Regions from separate parts of the Homo sapiens genome. Here all the other regions are linked to region 3. Evidence: chromatin loops called from intact Hi-C (ENCODE). Cell type or tissue: PC-3. All regions are shown on one strand. Links, peaks and the distances in the headings refer to the core of each region. The heading gives the core; the rest is flanking DNA.

Region 1 (5,927 bases), core at 662-4,661, 390 kb before region 3:
AGACACAGGTCTGCTGAGATAAGAAACAGCAGTTAGGTCTGTCTGAGGTAGAGACAGAAGCTGCAGAGAACAAACACAAGGCTGTAGTCAGACCATGAAAACATGTAGTTATTGAAATAAAACCCTAGGACTTCACTCCTCTAGCCAGATGCTCCCGTGGCTTCTAGATGAAAGATCCTTATGAGCCAGAAATCACATGGGGTGGTAGAAAGTGCAGTAGACTGGAAGCTGAGCTAGTTGAATTGTATTCTTCTTTTATACACTTGTATTAGTTATGTATTGCTACATAACATGTTATCCCCCAAAACTTAGTGGCTTAAAAAAAATCATCATCTCTCTGGGTCAGGAATCCAGTCATAGCTTAGCTAAGTCTTTTGCCTCAGAATCATTCACAAGCATGTAATCAAGGTGTAGGCCAGGCCCGTGCTCTCATCTGAAGGCTCAACAGGGGAAGGATCTGCTTCCAAGGTCACTCATATAGTTACTAGCAGGATTCAGATTCTTGAAAGTTGTTGAACTGATGGTTTCATTTTCTCCTTGGATGTTGGCTGAAAACCACTCTCAGTTCCTGACCACATGGGCCTCTCCATAGGTCAGCCCACACATGGCAGCTTGCTTTATCCAGGGCAAATGTGAGAAGAACCAGAGACAGAGTATAAACCAAATAGAAGCCACACCCTCTTCTAGGCTAATTTTGGGGTAGAGATTATTGTGTTTAACAGGAAGGAGGCAGAAGCTAAAAGCTACTGATATACACTGAGACACTTGATATCTCTCTAATACTGTGAAGATTCTTCCCTCTGGCATAGTGGTTCCGTGGTTGGGTAGTGGGCTGACTCTGCCTCTCTGCCCCTCACCATCTTAGTCTACCACCTCATAACATCCAAGTATTTCCCTAGACTCTAAGAATGGGCAGAAAATTTCCTACTGTGGAGACAAGAGGCCTTTGAGACCTAGAGCCTGTCTTATTTCCCTCTATACTCACAGTGCTTAGGATGGTGATAGGCACATGGTGGTTGTCATCACTGTTTGTTAGATAAATCAATATGTAGCATTCTTTTACATGCCTGGCACTAGGGACAGAGCCTGAGCTTTTTACTGGGGCAGAGAATCCTGGGATTTACACAGGGGCCTCTGCTTTTTTGTGCCCAACAAGGACCCTCCATCTGTGCCTATGTACAGGGGGCTGCATCTTGCCATGGAGTCTTGAAATGCTTGTTGGATGTTTCAAAATGATAACTTTTAAGCTCACATTTCACAACTAAAATGATTCCATTGTGTTCTGAAAAATCTTTTTAATTGAATGTTCTCTTTGTCAACCCAATAAACTGCTAGTTTTGCAATAAGATTCCCCTGGCACCTTTCCTGGAAGGTTCACTGTGAGAAATTCACTCACATAACAATATAGTAGCAAAATCCTGTCAGCTAAGTTCTGTGGATTGATCACCTTCTGTATGCCAAGCACTGTGCTAGGTGCTGGACACAGGACAGTGGGTCATATAGGAACTCACAGAAGAAGGACAGAAGCCTCTTTTATGCTGCACTATTTTTTTTTACTGGAGATTTTTTCTTTTGTTTCCTATCACAGGAATCAACAAGACTTTCTTACACACACAGCGTGACCATAAGTGGAGAGAGAAATGTGCCAGAGTAAAGACAGCCATACATACTTGACACTTCTCCCATTAAAAAGTGGAGTCTATTTCCTTCCACTTGAATCTGCACTGACCTGAGACTGCTTGGACCCATAGGAAATGGCAGATATGACATATGGCCAGTCCCAGGCTTTGCCTTGGAGAGACCTAGAAACTTCTACCATAGTCTCTTGAAGCTTCGAGGTGGCAGGAAATAAATCCAACCAGCTACCTGGCCGGAGAAATCAGCAGGAAAGGCCCCAAGAATATGTGAAGAAGGAGATGGGCCTGGTAGAGCCCAGGCTTCCAACCAACTGACAAGACTCCAGGCATGGTAATAAAACCATCTCGATACTTCTAGCAGCAGCAGCAGCAGCAACCAACAGAACATCACTAAGTGACCCCAGTTGTGCCATCTGCCCCAGTTCCTGCTGCACAAAACCATGATATAAAGAAGTGGGTTATTTTACATCAGTAAGTATTGGGTTAGTTTTATACTCAGTAATAAATCAAGGGAGCATTTTACAACAGTTTCCCAGAAGATGGGCACAATAGTGGCCCCACAGGGTGGGGTGAGAAGAGTTGCTGAAGCCTTAGCATGAGACTCTCCCAGAAATCCCTTTTTTTTGATTTTCAGAAAGCCCTGATGCTACAGTAATAATAGCTAATATTTCTTAATTGCTATAAATATGGCCTTATTTCCTGCCACTTTGGGACATGCATTATACTCACTAGTAACTGATGCTTATGCCCCTGGCTGCTGGGAATAAATATTCTTATAGCCGCTATAAATCTTGCTGATCATTCAAGATTCCTCTTGGGTACTGGCAACTTCAGGAACTTTCATGTTGACCTAAGAGTCTCTCTACTTTTCATAACTCTATCTTAGCCAAGTTGTATTTTGTTGAAATTATCTCTGTTATCTCCACAAGTTTCTATTTTCCACTGGTAAGATGGTTGAAGATACAGATTGCATCTTCCTCATGGTTGCATGTATGTACAATTTTAACAGAATCTGCACATTGTAAATGACCAACCTAGCATTTGCATATTGTATTACAGTTTATAAAGGGTTTTCATGATTATCCCTCTTGAACAGTTGAATTGAGGCTCAGGGAGGAAAACGACTTTCTTAAAATCCCTGGGTCACAGGGGCTCCTCACTCAGAGGCTTGCTAATTTTCTCCCCCACATACTGAGGATATGGAGAACTTCTTAGTGGGAGGGAGAGAGCTGAAGCCCTATCCTCCCCATGGATACATATCCTTTGTTTTCAGTGTCTGGGAAATGCCCCAGGATTCCCTGCTGCGTTACCCTGGGAGACTATTGCTCAATCCCAGCAGCTGCTCTGGAGGAAGGAAAAAGCAGACATTCTGAATGTATCATACATACAATGCAATATTGAATTGGAGGTTGCTAATGAGCGAGAACTCTTTTATTGTGTAGTCTACTTCCAGTGAGGTCTAGCTCTTAATTTTCAGTGGGCGTAGCAGGAAGTACTAGTGTAAAAAATAAAACATATATATTACTAATACTGTTGCTATATAAAACAATATTTGGCCAAGATGGTTAAGATATGATTCAGTCCTTGTTCATCAAGTTGCTAAATATTATTCAGTGAGTGGAGTCACCATATGGCATAACTGAATTTTCTTGGGAGACTGGGTAAAATATTGTGTTGGATATAGAATTTGGAATTGTGCATGTCTCTGGTGGATAGAGTCTAGATCAAGCTGCAGACTGCTAATCCCATTAATCCCTCAGGCAAAGACTCTAATGCACGTGGCAAATGGAAATGGCTTAGCCCTGCATGTAGCACTCCACGAGGGCGAGTTTCTTCTCAGAAACTGAGGAAGGGTGGGCAGAACCACACATCTAGACAGATGCAATCTTTAAAGAAAAGTGTGTGTGGGCAAGTACAGTACCAGCTGGGAAAATCTAAATGACTGAAACCTATGACTCAGAAATCTTAAATTGCCTTAAAATTAATGAAGCTCTGTGGGGATGACTCAGTTCATTCATGTCCTTAGCTTGCAGGCTCGAAAGCTTGCAGAAGGAGCTGTTGTCTAAAGTTTGGAAGATCAGACTCCACAGAAGGAATGGGTCACATCCTTGGGGGTGGTCTGGGGTGCATGTGCTGGAGAGCCAGGTGAGCTGGTTTGCATCCTTCCCAGGGACCGAGTGACTTCTGGCAAGTGAAACCTCTGAGCCCTAGTTTCCATTCCTGTAAAATAAGAAACAGAGATTGAATTTCTAACTTCATCAGCTCTGATATTCTGATTACTCAAAGTCCCAGCAAGAAACAGAATTTGCCCTGGGTGGTTTCGATGAAGAGATTTTAATAAAGGGACTCCACAGATGTGTGTGCTAGTTAAGAGAACAAACAAGGAAGAGGAAGGCACCCAGAGATGAGTAAAAGCTTCTGCTATTACCATCTCCATGGTCAAGACACCCAGGAAAAATGGTGTTACTGGAACCCAATGAGAACCAGATCTCTGGTGGAGAGCCATCCTCTACCCGACCCCCGACCCCGGAAGGAGCCATCTTCCTGGGAGGAGGAAGCCCCTGCCAGAAACACAGTCTTAAGCAAGAAGGGAGCCAGGAAGAAGTGACCTGAAGCTTAACGTATTTCCCTAGTGCTGCTCTTTGGATGAGTCCAACTGGACGCCATTCAGGAAGGGAAGAAAGCTGTCCACAGGAGTTGGCCTCATGTGGCACAGAGAAGAGCAAAGAAGAAGGGTAGAGAGTGGGATCTAGAGTGGGTGAAAACAGAAAAACCAGCACACGTTTTATGCTTTTATAAATTTCATTTCTGAGTTAGGGAAAAAAGCACAATAAATATTTTCTCTGGAATAGCTGAAGAATGACTCTCAACTAACAGAGTTTCTGAGTGTAAGGACAAGGTTTTGCTTACTTCTTTAACCCATCAAAATCTAGCATGATGTTGGTGCTATGGTAAATAATCAGGGAATATTTATTGAATTAGAGGCTGGTCACAAATAAACGTTTATAAACATCTGCATGTGTATAGAGCATGATGCATGGTACATGTGAAGTGAAAATCTGTTGAACAAATAATGTGTAAGATTCAAAACAAACTATGTAAATCTTTCAAATGAAAACTTCTGTAAACCTCAGACAAATACTTGGCATTTTAGTTCTAGGAGTCATTTTGAATGTGATTTATAGTTGTCATTGCACAATGTGTAAATTTCTTGGACTATGAAAATGGGGTCTAAAATGTGAAGTAATAAATAAGCAAGGAGGGACTTAAAAGAGACATTTTCTACCTATTGTTACTGTTCAGAAATTATACAAGCAGGAGTGCTCACAAAAGTAGAATGTTCAGCATATTCAGACATACATGAAATCACCTCTGACATGTGGATGTACTAACAGAGGGATGCTATTTACAGTCAGGCAGGCCAGGAATGCACACCTAGCTATAGGATCTCTCAGTATTCTGACTTGAGACAAGTACTTGAACCTGTGAACCTCAGTTTCCTTTTAATCCCTGCCTCAGGATCCATGTGAGGGCTGAATGAGATGATATGTGTCACATTCCTAGTAAAGAGCCTGGCATGTCATAGATGTCCATCACTTTGTTCCATCTTTCTTGTGGGGTCACTGATTTTCTTGGAGTTGACATAAGGTGTAAGACCAAGGGGTCACTGATTTTCTTGGAGTTTATATAAGGGGTAAGACAAAGGGGTCATTGATTTTCTCAGAATTGATGTAAGGTGTAAAAACAGTCACTTCTTTTGCTAGAGGGGATTCTCTGCATGACAGAAGCACAAGAAATGGTGAAAGTTACAGAACACATCCAAACTATCATTATGTTTCATGTGTAGGAACTGATGTTCACCTGTGTTGCCTTAGCATGTGGAGGAGCACCGTATGTATGTGTCACTAATTCTTCTCTTCAGTATTCACCTAGCTCATATGACAGGCAGTGCTGTTTGTATAAGCTGCAGCCATTCTCCCATCTACGAATGGTCAAAGCCAATTCTCTCTATAGAAGCTGAAATGCCAGATACTTATGTTTCCAGCCTTCCATGCAAATAAGCAAGGCAATATGATACAATCCTGGCCAATGGAACTTAGGGAAATTCTATCTGGGAAACGTTGGGGTAAGATTTTCCTCTCCAGTAGAAGTGAGGGGTTCGTGGGGAGAAGCCCATTCCTGCTCTGTATATTATCATGGAGGCTATGATGCCTAAGGCTTTGGCAGCATCTTGAGACCACAAAGGGAAGCCAGGAGAACTGAAGAGATGTTGCCCAGAGATCTAGTGTA
Region 2 (5,927 bases), core at 983-4,982, 120 kb before region 3:
CCGCAGCATTGCTTATGATAACAAAAGATTAGAAACCACATTAATGGACCTCAATATAGGACTAGTGAAGTGAAGATCGCACACACTAAAATGCTCTGCATCTGTAACAGAGAATGACTTAGTTTATTACATAATGATATGGAATGTTCTCAGAGGTATATTGTTAAGTGAACAACGGCACTTCGGCAAGTTGCAGAACAGTGGATGTGATATTTACCATTTATATCAAAAAGGAGACAAAAATCATGGAGGAGGGTGCACATGTAGAACAAGTGTACTGTATGTATAAATATATGTGACATAAATATAATATATAGTATTATACATATATGTATATGTACACACACATATGTACACACATATGTGTATTTCCCTGTATTAGACTAAAACACCTCTGAAAAGACACATGAACAATAGATAATAGTAGAGAAAACGAAGGATGGCTGCATGGGGGAGCATGATCCTCGGTAGAACTCAGCTAAGATGCGATCAGGAGTCTGCTCAGACGTTCCGACTGGAGGTCTAGTTTCAATTCAAAGTGACTTTATGGAATGAAGTTCCCTTCCATCACCTACAAATTTGACATTTTCTACTGGATTTTTGTGAAAACAAATCTCCACTTCACTTTCACAGGAGGTTGGTAAGGAGTCATAAACATCCCATTGTTCTTAATTCACACATTTGCAGATGGCTTTTGGGAGACCGGCACGCCCCACGTGGTATGTGGTAGAGCAGTGCACTGCATTGCAGTTGAATTTTAATCTCCACATACTAGTACTTCTGGGAATTGAAATGCCATTTCCTAAATGAAATGTAACCCCCTTTATGCAAATGATTCATATAACGTTTAATGCTTAAGAAAAGAAATATATATGCTCTTGGAAATACACTTAACTTCTCAGGGCAGAAGACAAATACATAAACAACAGAGAAAAAGCCCTCTCTGAGAGAGGTCTTGACAAGTAGGAAAACCCTCCTGTTCAGAGGATTTCGTGCATGAGTTTCATATATTTATGCATGTTCTTCATAGGCCTTTTTTTACTTCCTTCAAACTCTTCTTGGCCATGTTCCAGAGAGTTAAATTAATCTTCAGTTTGAGAGATTTTTCACACGTTCATACAGCTCCAGGTCTTAGACACCAAATCCAAACATACTTGTACTTACACTTTTAACATAAACTGCCGCTTAAATTCAATCTAGTAAACATTTTATTGGCATTTATCTTTTCCTCTCTCTCTTTTTTCCTTCTCCCCCTTTTTTTTCATGTGTTCTCCTTTCTTTGCCTCAGTAAAAACATATTTATTGCTATCCATGTTGTCAGAGACTTAATCGAGAACCTAAAATTATAAGGATCATTTTAAGGTACAGATCTTGCCCTCAAGGAGTCCAGACTCATGGGAAAGACAACGTCACAACCTATGCTGCAGTGAAATATTGCTGTAGTGGAAGCATATCCCCAGCATCAATTCTTCTGATGAAGAACAAGATGAGAGCAATTATTTCTATGGAGCTAGGAAGGAAAATGATTCAGGAGTTTAGGAGTAAGGCAGAGATTCCAGCAAGCCAAATGGAAGAAAGGCCCTCCAGGCAGAGGGAATAGCATTAAGCACAGGCCTAGAAACATGAAGCGCCATGACTGCTCCAACCAGGAAACACAGAACAGAGTCAAGTGCACTGATGGGAGAGGGAAGCAGGGAGAAGCAGGACATGATAGGCTGGGACTAGTTTGTCAAGAATTGTCTATTTCATGGAGGTAGATCTGCTAATACGGGTATTTTTGAGGTTAAGGATGTAGCCACTGCTAGGAGAAAAGTCCGATTTGGAATTCTAAGAAGATCCGAGATGAGTTCTTAGCAGCCAAGGTGAAGACAGCTTTTAGCTCCTGATAATCCTTCCCCCAAGACCTGCCATCACCGATCCTGCCTGTCCGACATCCGCGAACAAACAGATAGCAGACTTCTGGTAATCTCTTCTCTAGGCACACAGAGACTGTTCTTCTCACCTCTTATCACCGGGAGCCCTATCACCTCCTGCATCAGCCCCCCTGCCAGCCTCTCCTCTCCTCTCAGCTAAACAGGATTTTCTTCCTTAGTTTTCAGACTGGGGATAATCTTGTCACTTCTCCTAGAGTAGAAAGGCCTAGAAGTCAAGGGTTAGAAACTCTGGTGAAAATAATTCTCTAGTTGGAGCCTCTTGGCATTTGTATTAGAAACTGTGTTAATGTTTTCCCCTTTCCTCTGCTCCTCAAATTCCTGTTATGCAAAATTAGGTCATAATCATGACTTTTAGAAATTGGAAATATGCATACACATCCTATAAAACACAAGGTAAAATATTGGTATGTACCAAAACATTCTTCTCAATGTAAACATTTCTAAACAAACAAACATGCTTTGATTTCTTTCGTATTGTTTTTAATCTGTATGCTAAGGGGGTTATATATCCACATAAGACAACGTTGGAACCTCTAGGAATTTGCCCTAAGAAAGTAACTGGATTGCAATCAAAGCCATGAATGCTAGGTTGTTCTGTCAATGCTACCAAAAGTAGGGAAAAATAGAAAGCATCCTAAATTTCTACCTATTGTTGAGGATAGTTCAATTAATTTTCCTATACCCACTAAAAATTACAGTTTGGGAAAATAATGACAATGTAATTTCAAATGAACCAGTGGAAAACAGTAGCATGTATAATATTTATACATAGCATGGAAGGAAGAAATGTTGGAGGGAAGGGCAGCAGAATGTTAGCAGTAGTTATATCTCAGTGAGATGTTATACATGGTTTATTTTATTTTCCTTTTTGTAGGAAGGCAAATGTGATATTAGGTCACCTGCATGGAGGATCTGGGCCAGGTGTATGGCATACAGGAGCTGGTTAGGCCATAGCTTAACATTAAAAGTATGAACAGTAAAACCATGGCGGCCCCTGCTGACCAGGTGCCAGCTGGGGAGCACAGAGGCAAGCTCCATGGTTGACGGAGGGAAGGAGGCATGTAAGTATTCAGGATATCAAAAAAAAGAGGAGAATGCATACATAGACTTACAATCCTAAAGAGTTAAAATGGGACAGGGTTCATAAAAGAAAAATTAGTGATGCTTAAAAATCCAAATTTTAAGCTCCCAGTTCTAAGAAGCATTAATCCATCTGCTTCATGGGATTCAGACTAAAGCTTTTATTCATTTTTGCCAATTTTTGGAAAGACTCCATCCCTCCAGTTATATCTTGTTAGGCTCTTCTGGAACAGTAATACTCCCTCATGAAAGAATGTTCTAACTTCATGATGCCTTCCATTTCACAGTGATTTCTGCTTCATGGAGAGAAGAGATGGAAAACATAACTTTTAAAGTGATTTTTGCATTCTTCTTTAGATACTTTGCATTATTTTTTAAAAAGCTATAGACTTAAAAGATGAAAATTATAGACTTTGCTATTGTTATGGGCCGAGAATTGCACCTCACTTAAAAAAAAATGAGAGAGACAATTCTGATGTGAATCTCATGTTTATTGTTTTAAAAGCTCTGTGCTAATACCAAAAGAATGTATTTCTGGTGGGAAGTGCTATATTTCCATGCCTTCAGGGAATTTGACTTCTGTCCTAAAAATATATTTCCTTAGATATTATAAACAGAACACCTTAAACAATAATAAAATAAAATATGGCAAAAAAAAATCTACCACAAGCATAGCGATGTTTTACATCCTCATCATGTAAGGGCTTTAAAGCTATAGGAAAAGCCTGAACATCCACTCCCCCTTAATAGAAAAGTGTTCAAAGAATACAAAAGGCACTTTACAAAAGAAGTCTTGCAAGTGGCAAGCAAATGTGAAATAAAAACGTTAACTTTACGAATAATCAGTGAAATGAATATAAACACATCAGTAAAATAAAATCTGCTCTCAGTAGGTTAGAGAATGTGTTGTGTTTTTCTTATTGCTGTTGTTACATGTTCCTTGACATTGGTAAGCAGGTGTACAATAACATCCTCAGAACATTCTGGTGAGATAAATTGCTGCAACTTTTCTGCAGGACAATTTAAAATTGGCCTAGTTTTTTAACCCAGTAATTCTTATCCTTCCAATTTGTTATTTGAAAAGGCATGAATACGTTCATATTTCCAAATATGTAGTCACCACAGCATTTTTATAATAGCAAAAGTAACCCAAATAACTGAAAAGACCAAGAATAGAAAAATGTTCAAATTAATTACACTTAATCCATTTGATGGAGTCCTATGTGGTCAGTCACTAAAAATCATTTTTTGAAGACTAATTGCATAGGAGATTGTTTACAGTAATAAATAATTTTTAAAAACTTTAAAAATCTCAATATAATATGTTCCCCAATATGCTTATAAATGTATATATTTAAAATACTATCAAAAGTACATCAAAACAATCATGGTTACCTCTGCATGACAGGATTACCTTTTCCTTCTCTCCTGCTTTTGTCCATATTTTCCAAAGTTTCTATCAGAAATGGGTGTTACTACTGGGCACCCTGGCTCATACCTGTAATCCCAGTACTTTGGGAGGTCAAGGCAGGATACCTGATTGAGCCTAGGTGGTCTAGACCAGCCTGGCAAAATAGTGAGACCCTATCTCTACCAAAAAAAAAAAAAATGCTGGGAGTGGTGGTGCGCACCTGTAGTCCCAGCCACTTGGGAGTCTGAGGTTGCAGGATCACTTGAGCCTAGGAAATCGAGGCTGCAGTAAGTTGTGATCCTGTCACTGCACTCCAGCCTGGGTGACAGAGCGAGACCCTGCCTCAGAAAAAAGGAAAAATGGAGAAAGAAAAGAAATGCATATTACTCCTTTATAGTTCAATTAAAACTTCTTATCTAAAAACGAGATGCTATTTCTGAAAGTATAGAAAGCTCTCCTTGACTATGGATGGCAACTCTGAGACACTGGGCTGCATAATAATATTATGTGTTCAGCAGTGCGTCTCCAAATGTGTCACAGCTTAAATATTCATGGATTTTGATTGTGAGGAGACCCAGAGGGATAAAGCAGTTTGTCCAAGGTCAGGTGGCAAACCTGTAGCAAAGGCAAGATTAGAACCAAGACCTCCTGGCTCCTATTCCAGTACTCCTCCAGTACCACACTGGTGTTTGTTGTTGTTTTGTTTTCTATATAAAGAATTTTTCTGACCTTAATGGCAACTTTAACAAACACAGAACAAAAGCAAGAATTAATTGAGTAATGGAAATGAAGGAGAAAGAAAATCTCTGCCTATGATAACAGCCACCATCTCTCTCATTATGCTGAACTGTGGTTAAAATGCCCAAAGTTGGCCGGGTGCAGTGGCTCACCCCTGTAATCCCAGCACTTTGGGAGGCTGAGGGGGGCGGATCACAAAGTCAGGAGATCGAGACCATCCTGGCTAACATGGTGAAACCCCGTCTCTAGTAAAAAATACAAAAAAAAAAAAAAAAAAATTAGCCAGGCATGGTGGCGGGTGCCTGTAGTCCCAGCTACTCGGGAGGCTGATGCAGGAGAATGGCATGAACCTGGGAGGCGGAGCTTGCAGTGAGCCGAGATAGTGCCACAGCACTCCAGCCTGGGCGAAAGCGAGACTCTGTCTCAAAAAAAAAAAAAAAAAAAAAAAGTGCTCAAAGCTCATCTTCCTCTTTAAAGAGCACTCCCACGGGTGCTGTGGAGTTAGGCTTAGATCTCAGTATTGAGTAGACTGAGTAAACTATGCCTGGAAGTTTCACTATACAAAGTAACTTTCAGTTTCTTCCCAAGTCACCGGTTTAAACATATGCACAGGATATATAACGTCCTGGGTGGTTTACTGTCTCACTTAGCTGACCAGTGAGAGGCGTTCTTAAGTACTGCTTTCCTCAGTTCACTTTGAGCAAATACATTACTCATTAAGCCTCTGTTGGTCAAGAACCTGAAAACAAGTAGCAGTTGCAGTG
Region 3 (5,927 bases), core at 1,290-5,289:
AGGCCAAATTATCTTTCTGAAGTATGTGCTCCCTTAATATCAAAACTTTCACATTTCATGGGAAATTCAAACCATATGTTTCCGTGCTATTTACCTTTAATGTACTCAAATGCCATCTTGTAAGAGAAGTTTGATTTCAGGAAAAAAATTGAGTCATCAATAAGCCCCCTTTCCTTGAGTCACGAATCAGTATTTTTCTTTTTTCTTTTTTTTTTTTTTTTTTGCAAATTCCCCCAAATCTCCCATGCAAAGAACTCAGGTTGGATCCTAAGTCCTTGGACCAGACATTTCCAGAAGGAACATTTTAAATTCAATTATGTTCTAAACTCTTCATGCTTTCTTTCATCCATATTTACAACCATAAATTGTAGCCACACAGTTACTAGAAGCAAAGAAGCCAAATAGATGTTGAAATGATGACGCTGGCGCTGGAGCGATGTGATTGTAGTCAATGTTTTGTTTTGTTTATTCTTGACTGATAAAGATCATTTCACAGTTTATTTTTAGTCTTGTTCATAGAAATGGCATTGTTCCTTGAGTACAAACGAATTAAATTTGTATTTAGAATTGTCATTTCATTTAAGTGGTACAGAGACTTATGATTTCATGCATTTGGGTAATAAACCAATTTTACCATGGCCCTGCCAGGTGCCAGTCACAGGGGAAGTCACATACATGAGATGTGACCACTGGTGGGAAAACACAAGGTCAAATGGGGAACTGAGTTTCTAATACACAGTCAGAAATGCGCGACCAGTGATTGGGAAAAAGATCAGATGCAGATCCAGATTGATTTACGGAGAGCATGCATGTTTACTGATTGTATAACAATCCAGTGGCTTCTTAAAAGTAAAAACCAGCAGAGATAAGCAGGCCTATCACAAGCTCAGAAAAGACATGTGCAGTGTAGTCACAGCCTTTTAATCAGATGTATAAAGAAACAGCCAAGGTTATGAGCTCTAGAATCAATGCACCTGCATTTGAATCCTAAGTGCAAAATGACAGAATAAGTCAAGAGAAAGGCAGGCCTAGACCCCGGGTTTCCTGACTCTGAAGCCAGTGTTCTTTGACAGTAATAAGCAACATACACCACAATTCCCTCCACCTACTTCATCTCCAGATCTGGACAGTGACCGTTGTACTACATAGTGCTGACTTACTAAGTAAAGTCACCAGTGAAGTTCCTTAGAAACAACAAAGCTTTGAGACATATATTTTTCTAGACATTACCCATTAAACTACAGCAACTAGGTAATCCATTCCATGGTAACATTACCTACAAAAATTGGTTTTTACTCAGTTATCTAGAAAATAAACAACAATAAATCTCCAAGGAGCCTTGGTAGGGAAGCATCTCTGCCTTCTCTTCAGTCTGACTGTGCTTCTCACATTAGGGTGAGGTCAGTCTTGGAATCTGTGGCAGTGAACCTGGTTTTATGCAAATCCAGGCACAAATATGGTACCTCTCCTGGGAGGGTCAATTCTACTGGAAATTTGGAGGGAAACATTATTTTGTATTAGAGACACAGAGACAGCAAAATGCAACATTGCCTGAATTAAAACAAGGCATAGAGCTTACAGTTTTGTTTTAAAACAATAGCTTACATTTATGGAGCCCTTAAATAGAGGAACTTAACATATATTAAGGATTAACATCTATTAACTTAACCTTCAGAGTAACTCAATAAGGAAGATAAAATCGTTGAAGCCAACAAGAATCCAAACTGAGAGAGGCAACAGAAGTTATCCAAGACACGCAGCTCCCAAACGTATAGGGATTCAAATCCAAGACACTCTACCCCAGAACCCATAAATATAACCACTATGTTACATTGCCTCTCACTCTGGTATTTACTGGAAAGACAGTTTTAGCTATGTCACCATAAAGCAAGGGAGTATTCATTCACTCTCTCCTGTTGGCTTTGAGTACACAGTGGAAAATTTTGAGACGCCTTGGATTCTAGCTTCCCCCATGGCTGGTGGCAGTTATATAACATGCACATCAGTAAAACAGCTGAATTGCAAATAGTCTACTAACCTGGAAGGAATGTCTGAATGCCTCCCACACCACAATGGTGCTAATTCAGTTGGGAGAGTTTTGTGGGTTTGCTCTGATTTTATTGAAATAAAGGGTTTGGCTATCATAGTTGGTAACTTGAGTGTGTCTTTTGATCCATGTAGAAATAGCTCATCTAAATGACATTTACATGTTATTCTTAACTGCCTGCGGAATCAGATAATCCTTTCCCCAGAAGGATGTCGGCAGCCTCCATAATTTGTGAAGGAAAAGCATCCGGGAACGAACATGCTGTCAGGCGTGCCTTGAGGCATGATTTCTGGGTTGATGATTCACATACTTTTATAGCTTTGGTTTTTCACGGTCTTTGTTTTTAAAAAGCAATTTGAATGTACGTGAGCTTTATGACTGTGTGTATTCTTAGGGAGGCATTTGAGAGTATTTTTCCCCACATATTTAGGAACTCAGAATGTAATCTGGGAGACAGTAGAATTTGATTTGAGGTTAGAGAGTGCCCAGGTGAATGAGAAGGCTGGAACCTCCTGTTCCAATAGGCCAGCTCTGAACTGTGCCAGGGATAAATAGACCAGGAAAAAATATTGTGTCATAAACCCAGACCTTGACTTTTCACCAAAGGTCTCACCAAATGGCGTAGGGCTGTCTCAGGGCCCGAGTGTTCTGTGCAGGATGTGAAAGTTCAACATGGAAGAATTCCAAAATGTATGACTAGTCTGAAGTCAGAGGAAAAGTACCATGCAGGCTCTGATTCACTTAGAACTCAGGGATCTGTTTGCAAAGGCAGTGGAAGAGACACAGACATTAATGTAAGTAACTCTGCCTCAGGTGTACAAGGGGAGCAGTAAAGGCCACCGCCAGGAGGCCATCAATCTGGCCAGAGCCTTGGTCAGTAGCTTTAGCAACGCATGTGTGTTGATCTGAGACTTACTTGCCTGGCAGCACTCTTCCCATGCCCAGTGTCTCACGTCCAGGTGGTAACTGTCAGTCCTGCCCTCTTGACATTCCTCAAGGCCAGCCTCATTCTACTCCCACACTCTCCATAGAGCCTCCCCATTTCTCTCCTGGATACCTGGAATAGCCTCCCACCTAAGTCCGTGGCTCCCTGCTGAGCCTCACTCTGCAAACTTTCTTATCCCTAGCTTCCAGGGACATCTTTCTAATACACAGTTCTGATTGTGTCTCTGCCCTGTCAATAAAATCTTGGGAAGCATTGCATGACAATAAGGAGTTGTCCTTATTGTCATGGCATGGATCACCCTTGATCCACGATCCTGGGCTTTGCCTCCCTTTGTGCCCCTCTTTCCACACACCACACTCTGTTCCATTGGCGTGCTGGACTCTCAGATTCTGTGCCTTTGCTGATAGCATGTGTTCTCTCTGCCTGTGACATATCTGACCTCACACCCACACTGCTTCTGGCCTGCTGGGTTAACACATTTGTGTTCTCCAAGCCTCAGATATTGTGGCTGCCCCCAGGCCACCTCTGTTGGTTTCTCCAGGGTCTTTACACACCCTCCCCTGTCAACGCAGGCTATCCTGTTGAAACCACCTTTGCAAAAATTATAGTAGTAACAAAATTATGGTAGTAAAAGATCTGATCAAACCCATCCTTATCTTGCCTTTCCCTTAATTATTCCTGGGCTTTTGGGTTAAGCTAACTTTGAGAGACATTTAGTTTATAGTTTAAATGATAATAGGCCTTCCCCCAAACTCAACTACCTCTGTAAAGTGAATGAAAGGGCATCACCTGGGGGAGAAGGGGAATCTGAATTTTGGTAAGGTGTAGACATAGATGATTGCCAGCCATTCCTGCAAATAACTCCACTATTGTAGAACCTAAGATCGGCCAATTGAGCTATCTTTTCAGGTTTTTTGCGTGTCTGACACACATGGCTCTACTTGGGCCCACTGACCCTTGCTCCTATGACCCCCATCCAGAAGCAACTGAGCTCAAGTGGACACTGTTGACCCCCTGTAATTTCATCTCTGCCCCGATTCGGCAGCAAACACCCATTACCTGGCCACCCCCACCCTCTCCCACAGACTGTCTTTGAAAAACCCCTGACCTACGAGCCTTGGATGAGATTGATTTGAGTAGTAACTCTATGTCCCACGTGGTATGGCCAGACTTCCATCCATTAAACTCTTCCTTTACTGCAACGTCATGCTCTTTATTTGTGCAGTGGGCAAGAAGAACCCACTGGACAGTTATACTGTCACTGCCACAACAGAGTGACTCATCTCTGTACCATGTCATTTTTTACCTGACTGTCTCTCCCTCTGCACTATGAGCTCCTCAAGGGCCAAAACAGTGTCTTATGTGCCACTGTGTCCACAACACCTCACATTGGGCCCAACCCTGAGTACATTTTCAGTAAATCTGTGCAAATTGAATGGAATTGAATTTACTTTATGCAAAATTGAGAGGCAGGGGAGATTTAAATGAATTATTTCTCTTCCAAACCACATGTCTGGATTATGCAAAAGGTAAAAGGATCTATCTTTGTGGCTGGTGACAATTCAGCCCCCAAAGGCAATGTGGGGTCACCACTGCTCAGCATTTCCAGGGCTCCCTTCCAGAGGAAAGCTTTGCAAGCAGGCACTTGGCACAGTCAGCCACCAACTCATTGTAGGGCTAAAAAGGTGTGCACACTATTTTGGAGTAGAACACCACTTGGGACAATTTGTATGGCTACCTAAATCCAGTGCTGCTTTCTTTCAAAAAGATAGATTTTTGTTAGTCTTCCTTGACCTTCTGCTCTTCAAAATTAGTTCCTTTGTACACAAATTATAAGGTTTAGGGATTGGAAAGAGGGAGAAGCAGACTGGTCTCCTCTTATCCCTCTGCTGTGTGGATGAGCAGATATTTGGAGAAGCTAGTGCATCCAAATTCTCTGAGCAACAGACTTCAACCTCAGGGTACTGTCATTGGGCAAGGAAAAGGTCATATCTACAAATCAAATTCACCTCTGTAAATATGGCTTATCCAATATAGGTTGAAATTCTTATTTGCACAAAGACCTGCACAACATCCTTGGAGAAAGCAGGGAAAGAGATTTGAGATGGATGGTTGGGAACAAAGAAACAAAGTATTTCCAGAGTTAATGCCCTAGACAGGCAAGCAGAGAGAACCCAGAAGTCAGTGACAACCTTCAGCTTTGAATCCAACTATCACGATGGGGAACCACACAGGTGAGATACTTGGTGACCCCCAGGAACATCCTTTTCTTAGTCCATTTATGCTGCTATATGAAAACCACCACAGACTGGGTACTTTAGAAATACAAGAAATTTATTTCTCATAGTTTGGGGGCTGGGAAGTCCAAGATCTCGGTGCCAGCAGAATCTGTGCCTGGTGAAGGATCTCTGCTTCCAAGATGGTGCTTTCTTGCTGCATCCTCACAGGGAAACCGTGTCCTCACATAGCAGAAGGGCAAAAAAGAAAAAGGGGAGGACACTGCATGAAGCCCCTTGATAAGAGGACTAATCCCATTGCTCCACCCTCATGACCTAATCATGCCTAAGAGCCCCACCTCTTAAAAATACTGTCACATTGGGGATCAAGTTTCAACATATGAGTTTGAGGGTGACACATTCAGATCATCTAATGCCCGGGAAGAACATGTTACAAGTTCCTTATTTTGTTTCCAGAGGATGGTAAAAATAAAACTGGTTGGTGTTATGGGCTGAATGTGTCCTCCTGAAATTCCTGTGTTGAAATCCTAACCCCTCATGTGCTGGTATTTGAAGGTGGGACCTATGGAAGTTAATTAAATTTAGGTTGGTTATCACAAGGGGGTTCTCCTGATGGAATTAATACCTTTATAAGAAGAAAAGAGAGAAGGAGATCTCTGTGCGAACACACACAGGGGAAATGCCCTGTGAGCCCGTA
Region 4 (5,927 bases), core at 1,132-5,131, 220 kb before region 3:
CAAGGATGGGCAAGGAGGACCTTGATGCTTCTCATCCTGCTGGGACCACTGACCACATGTGGACCTCTCTGCAACTTGAGCAAGGGAGTGTCAGCCTGGCTGACAAAGACATAAGCAGAGCTGGCCAGGGCATTTCTGTGCATGTTCATCCCAGTCTCAGCAGAGAACAGTTTCAATCCATGGTAATGCTCCAAACTTGGTCCCCCCAACACTTCCAGACACCCTTGCTAAGTCAAACACTAAGAGATGCTGGACAGTATTTATTTTTGTCTCTCTGTCTCTATTTATTCTTGTTGAAATAATAATATTCCAGTTAGACCATTTAAATAAAAATTCTATCTCCATGATCTTCAATACATAATATTTTTCGCAATCTTTCCTTTTATTTCTTGTCCACGGTTTTTTTACACACTTGTAATCATAACACACATATCCTCTTGACCCTTCTTTTTTTATTGCTATTATGTAATAAACAATTAGACTTGTTGCTATGGTGTTTCCACGTTATTCATTTTAATAGCTACATAGTATTTTATTCAGAAAATGCACCATAAATTATTGAACCATTTCTGTTTTTTTAGTTGAACTCCCATTTTGTACTAAGACATTCATTGTAGATATATACAATAATGCACTCCATGTTTACTATGCCTTTTGGTACTTTGGTTAATATTTATTTCCTGTTATGTTTTGATAGAATTTGGAAGGTAAGCATCCTATTAAAAATAGGACGCTCGTTGTTATCATAAGAAGTTCCACAAACATTCCGAATACTGTGATGTTCTATTTATATCCATCTACTCAAATACATGGACACTCGGCTCCCTTTTATGGAGTTTTGTGCATTTTGCCTCTTCTCCCTCTCCCTTCCCATTCTTCACTAGTTTAATCTTGGGAGTCTGACATCTTTGCTTAAACACCCCCCACACACACACCACCAGCAGTTTGCTTCTTGTGTCCTGTTTCTAGTCAAAAAGGAGTTAGATTGCCAGTTTTCTTTCTCTGCTTTTCACTTTTCCTGTTCTCTTTTTGCTATAATAATTGCCCATCCCATTCCTTTCTTTTTAAATTTAGCACTTGATTTCATCACTCATATTAAATATTCTTTTCAAGCATTTTCCCCTCTATTCTGTTCTTGTTGTTAATGGATTTAGGGAAATGTGGGAGTCCCTGGAAGGAAAGAGCACATCAGGGCAGCATGAAAGATAATTACAGGCCCCATGTCTGAGGTCGCATTCTTTACTTTGGCCACTATTAAATGAGCTTATTTACAACCCTCAACTTTATCCCTCTCTTTTAAAGAGACGCATATATACATTAAATGTAATACCCTCACCCCCAGCTTCATTTAATTTTACTACCAATAATATTCCCTTTTCAAGGTGTTGGGTCTACCATTTACTTGTTGAATTTTATTTTGTAAGCTGTCTCAATTTAGTTTTTGAAAGGAATGGAAAAACAAAAGAATGGACGTCTACATGATCAAATGCACATAGATTTCACAGTGAAAAAAATCATCGAAAGACCTTCCATGATGTGGCAACTCAGATACAATTGATCTTTAAAACCCAATTGAACAGAATGCCTTAGTAATTATTATTCAGAATACCAAGGCCCTGGCCCATGGTACAATTATCAGAAGCTCCATTTTTGATATTTACTGCATGTTAAGAGAACTCTCTGGAGAGGAACTGAAATAAAACAGTCTCTGGAATCACTGACGAAAGTTTCCCCTAAATGTCTGCTACATACTCAATGCGGATGAGCTGTGGTCCTTGTCATGCCTTCTCACACAAGAGGAAAGATGGTAGAATGGGAATTTCTTCTTTTCCTTGAGTAGCAAAAATTGGCCTGCTATTTACCAAACCCACTCTCTTTTTCTCCTGAGCACACAACTAGGAGACATTTTCAATGTTCCCTGAAGTTAGGTGAGGTTACATGACTGAGTCCCGGCCAATGAGATGTGTACAGAAGTGGCAAGTGCTACTTCCATGGTGGTCCACAATAGTCGATTACATGTCATTTCCTATGCTCTTTCCTTTAGTTTCAGATTCACCCAGATGCCTTGGATAATTTGTTTTGGAAAACATATATTGAAGATATCAGAGCCACAGTATGACAGAAGACTAGGTCCCAGAATCACAACTGGAAGGAAAGTCATGCACTAATGAAGAAAACAATTCTTAAGGCTTATATGAGCTGAAAACAAACTTCTGTCATGTTGCTGCCTTTATCCATTTTTAAAAGATGTTTGTCATCAGTAGTGCTACTCTAATAAAATACATCATGAGCACAATAACTTAAACTGGTCTCATTATAAATCCTAGATCTCCTATCATCACAGTTTAAATCCAGACTACTGGTGTGGAAAGGTATATAAATGCCTTCCAGAATCTGAAAGGCATAATTTTGTTCACTTATTTCAGGTTTTACTAAGGATTCCATACCCTTGGCTTCTGTTGAATTATTTCATACACACTATTTTGTAAAGTAGATAGAAGATGTGCCTAGGATTTAGGGTTTTTAATGTCTTTCCATCTTCCCAGGATGCCTATATAGTAATCATTTAAAATACAAGACAATCCAATAAGATGACATGAAGCTTTCCATGAACTCGAAGAACCAATGAGAATAGATCTCTCTAAAATATTGGTGAACAAATGAATACTTGCCAGAGTCAGAACAATGAATTTTAATTGAATTATTGCACCCACCAGGCATTCCAGAGCCAAAGCACTTTTCCTTTTTTAAGTAACAATTTTGTCTTTTAAAAAGTGTATTTCTAGCTTGACATAAGCATGACTTTTTCTTTCATGTGTCATGTATAAATGGAGCAATTTATTTTCTTTGGACTCACAGAGTAAATCCTCATCTTTGCTTGTGCTGATGGGGTGCAGGCATGTGTGGGAGGAATTCTATGAATGTGGAGCTTTTCCCGTGGGTGCAGAGAGAGTTTGATGGGAGCTGATGAGGTGTGTGTGTGTTCTTCAGACTTATCAACCACCACATGATGCTGGAAGATGAGCCAGTGAATTTGTGGGTGTTGAGCTTGTTGGATATTCTGGATGCAGGTTTTTTTTTTTAATTTACTATTTAATAAAACCCAGCTGACAAGCTTTTTTTGTAAATCATGTTTATGAGATATGAGTCAGTGATGACATATGCATAAGCGATTCCAATGAAAGGAAAACCTTTAAGGCAAGTAGTCCTTGGTTTTGTGGGAAGCTTAGCCAAGCATGTTGCTCTAGCCTCTGGGGTGAATTCTTTCCTAGCTACAGTGAGACGAGAAAATCTTCAGAGCACATTCCAAGATGGGGCTTTTTTTTTTTTTTTCTGTGAGAAGGTGAAGACAGAGACCAGTTTGGTTTGGTGGTTGTCATTCCGACTTCCCACACTGTCATAACTAGGACATGGCTGTGAAAGAACAGCTTGAAGATGAAGCAAACCCTGTTCTAGTAGCCGGGGAGCCTTTGTTTAGTTTTAGTTTAGTTTTTTGTTGTTGTCGAAGCTTTTGAAAGTCTTCTCTGAAAGTGGTTCTGTGTAGTAGGGGGGAGAGACAACTTTGTTGTTTTCTAAGAAACAAACAAAAAACCTGCTTCTTTGAATCTCCCAAATGCAAAAGCAAAGATACTTTCCTTGTACCTTCCTCCAATTCCTGCCACGCATGTTTGGGTCTCATCAGACTTCTTTCCTTACTGTGCCATCCAACGAAATGTCATGGTCCTTGAATGGCTTTATTAAATATCAGATGGCAAATACGTATGCAGTCATGAGGCACAGGAAATAGCAAACCATCCTGATATCCTCTAAATAAGCTGAACATTTCACTTGAGGGAAGGTATTGCAGATATTCCAGATTGAGGAAGAGAACACACCCTCTATAAATTGAAACCTTTCATTACAGTTTTTTAAAATCTCATATTTTCATTAGGAACTGGAAATAAGATCAATTTTCTCTTGGGAACTATATTGAAAAATATAAAGAGACAAATATAACCCAGGCAGAGAGGAATTGATGGGCACTCAAGTAGGAAATTTTTTTTAAATAAAAACTTACCTGCCCATGGTATGGTTAAGCTTGACTCAACTGCAAAATGATTTTTGTCATTGTTAGATGCCATAAGGTATTATATTAGCAGCCTAACCTACATGAGAGATTGTATGACTCAGGAGTTCAAACAGATCATCAATATTATGGCTAGAACCAAGGTTTTTAACAGTTCAGGCTACTTTCAGGAAAACTCTTTCCAAGTGTCATATGTATAAAATGTTTGGAATTCTTATTTAATGCATTCTATTATTTAGAGGGCTTGCTTCTATTATTCAGGGGCTGAATAGTGCTTTGACTTAGTTATCTACAAAATGCAACTTAAAATACAAAGGAGGGAGAGAAAGACAGACTTCTGTCAGAGGTATCCTCTGCAGTAAAACCTTTGTATTTTACTTCCTAGAAGAGCCCAGGTCTTGATCTGAAGGATCTTGAACTGCCCCAGGCATGACTGTGTGACAAAGCAGTATATTAAAACAGTTGAGCATAACCACTGGAGAAAAACTGCTACTTTTTGCATGAGTTTTCTGCATCGAGTACAGCAGCTATATCCTACTCAGTTCTGAGCATAAAAGTTTAAAAGTGAAATTGACAATTTGGAATTTATCCAGAGAAGAGCAACTAGTATGTTAAGTATTATAAAACCAGAAAACTACTTCAAATGAGGAGATAACACTGAAAGAAAAGGAGACATTTAACTGAAGAAAGAAAACTGAATGGGGACCCTAATTCCGTTTTCAAGTATAAGGGAACTGCCAAGAGAAAGTAAAATTTGATGCTTTCTAGGTAGCTCCATAGAGTGGAAAATTAAGGAGATTTCAGTTGAATGATTATTTAACTGATAATTAAAATAAAATGACCTGTCTCATAAGTGACTTCTTATCACTGGAAGTAATCAACAGAGATCCTTGGTAATCCTGACAGGGAAGCTATAGGTGACATTTACAATGGATGAATGTGGTCAGATTGTTTCTATGGCTCTCTTTCTGCTCCAGCCTTCTGCAATTTCATAAACCATCTGTTGTGGCTTTTTCGTTGTTGTCATTTGTTTGTTTTTAAGACAACCCTATTAAATTGATGTAGAAGAGCCAAGATTAAGAGACTGACAAAGTTTATGCTGAAAAAGCCCTGTCAATGGATTTGATGACACGTAGATGTTACGTGATATAAGCACAGTAAGCCTTTCCTGTTCTCATTAGTTCCTCATACTGATTATGTCCAAGTTTCTCTGAGTAGGTAGCCAAACCATCATGAGCTTTGGAGGTTTTCTCCTTCTCACGGATGTCTTATTAAAAGAAAATTCACCAGCATCTAGCAGAAAAGTACTGTTTTCCGTATTTTATCATCTAAAGTGCCATACGACTCAGACATTGTATCACCGACTTACGCCTCACAAAAGACATATCAGGTTGTTACCATTCCCTTTTTGCAAATGAGAAACTGAGTCTCAGTGAAGTTGAGGGTCATCTGCCAATAGGCTTTTATGGAAGATATTTTGGAATGGAGAGAAAAGTCAACTTTCTTGTGTTTCCAGGATGTTACTTCAGCATGTCCACTGGATACCTAGGTATCCAGTAGGATACTACGTATCTGGATAGATCAAGGATACTGAGATGCTACGTATCTCAGCAGATCTGGTGGAGAATTCCTTAATTTACTGGAAAAGAAAGACTAAGCCAACAACTCTTTGTGAGTATGACAAAAAAGATTTATGTTTTTGCTGAATAATTTTGCCTGTGTTACCTACACATTAAGGATTTTATTCCTCAGTAAATCATCTGTAATAAACCAACCATGTAAAATTTCCTGTCACTATAATCTTGATGTCTTAAAAATTAATATCCATGTGGATTTACAAGTTTAAAGACTTTTTCAGATG

Evidence for each region. A loop is a pair of places that touch in the nucleus more often than their neighbours do. Peaks named below come from ENCODE experiments on the same cell type or tissue, not always from the same donor. Only the 100,000 strongest peaks of a DNase experiment are listed, where the experiment ranks them.
Region 1: it touches region 3 in a loop (8-fold over the local background); 22 of 110 quality-filtered maps call a loop at or near these places.
Region 2: a loop joins it to region 3, with 2.7 times the contacts of the local background. A loop is called at or near these places in 5 of 110 quality-filtered maps.
Region 4: a loop joins it to region 3, with 3 times the contacts of the local background. A loop is called at or near these places in 4 of 110 quality-filtered maps.

The regions. Positions count from the first base shown.
Region 1 is chr2:12,700,027-12,705,953 of GRCh38, reverse strand. LOC124905974 (a long non-coding RNA gene) reads left to right here. Exons shown (of 2, transcript XR_007086222.1): 2 at 1,589-5,927. Among named protein-coding and RNA genes, the nearest start is that of TRIB2, 14 kb to the left of the region's middle. RefSeq lists a cis regulatory region at 1-279. In PC-3, for the core only: no CTCF peak of the experiment used is centred there; DNase peaks (open chromatin) are centred at 3,113 and 3,633; H3K4me3 peaks cover 1,727 bases; H3K27ac peaks cover 4,000 bases.
Region 2 is chr2:12,430,793-12,436,719 of GRCh38, reverse strand. The region is part of intron 4 of MIR3681HG (MIR3681 host gene); the gene reads right to left. Among named protein-coding and RNA genes, the nearest start is that of MIR3681, 230 kb to the right of the region's middle. In PC-3, for the core only: a CTCF peak has its summit at 2,924 (motif pointing left); no DNase peak of the experiment used is centred there.
Region 3 is chr2:12,315,034-12,320,960 of GRCh38, reverse strand. All of the region lies in intron 4 of MIR3681HG (MIR3681 host gene), which reads right to left. Among named protein-coding and RNA genes, the nearest start is that of MIR3681, 120 kb to the right of the region's middle. In PC-3, for the core only: a CTCF peak has its summit at 2,888; DNase peaks (open chromatin) are centred at 2,150, 2,350 and 2,740; H3K4me3 peaks cover 2,017 bases; H3K27ac peaks cover 2,901 bases.
Region 4 is chr2:12,532,095-12,538,021 of GRCh38, reverse strand. The region is part of intron 4 of MIR3681HG (MIR3681 host gene); the gene reads right to left. Among named protein-coding and RNA genes, the nearest start is that of TRIB2, 180 kb to the left of the region's middle. In PC-3, for the core only: no CTCF peak of the experiment used is centred there; a DNase peak (open chromatin) is centred at 3,231; H3K27ac peaks cover 2,526 bases.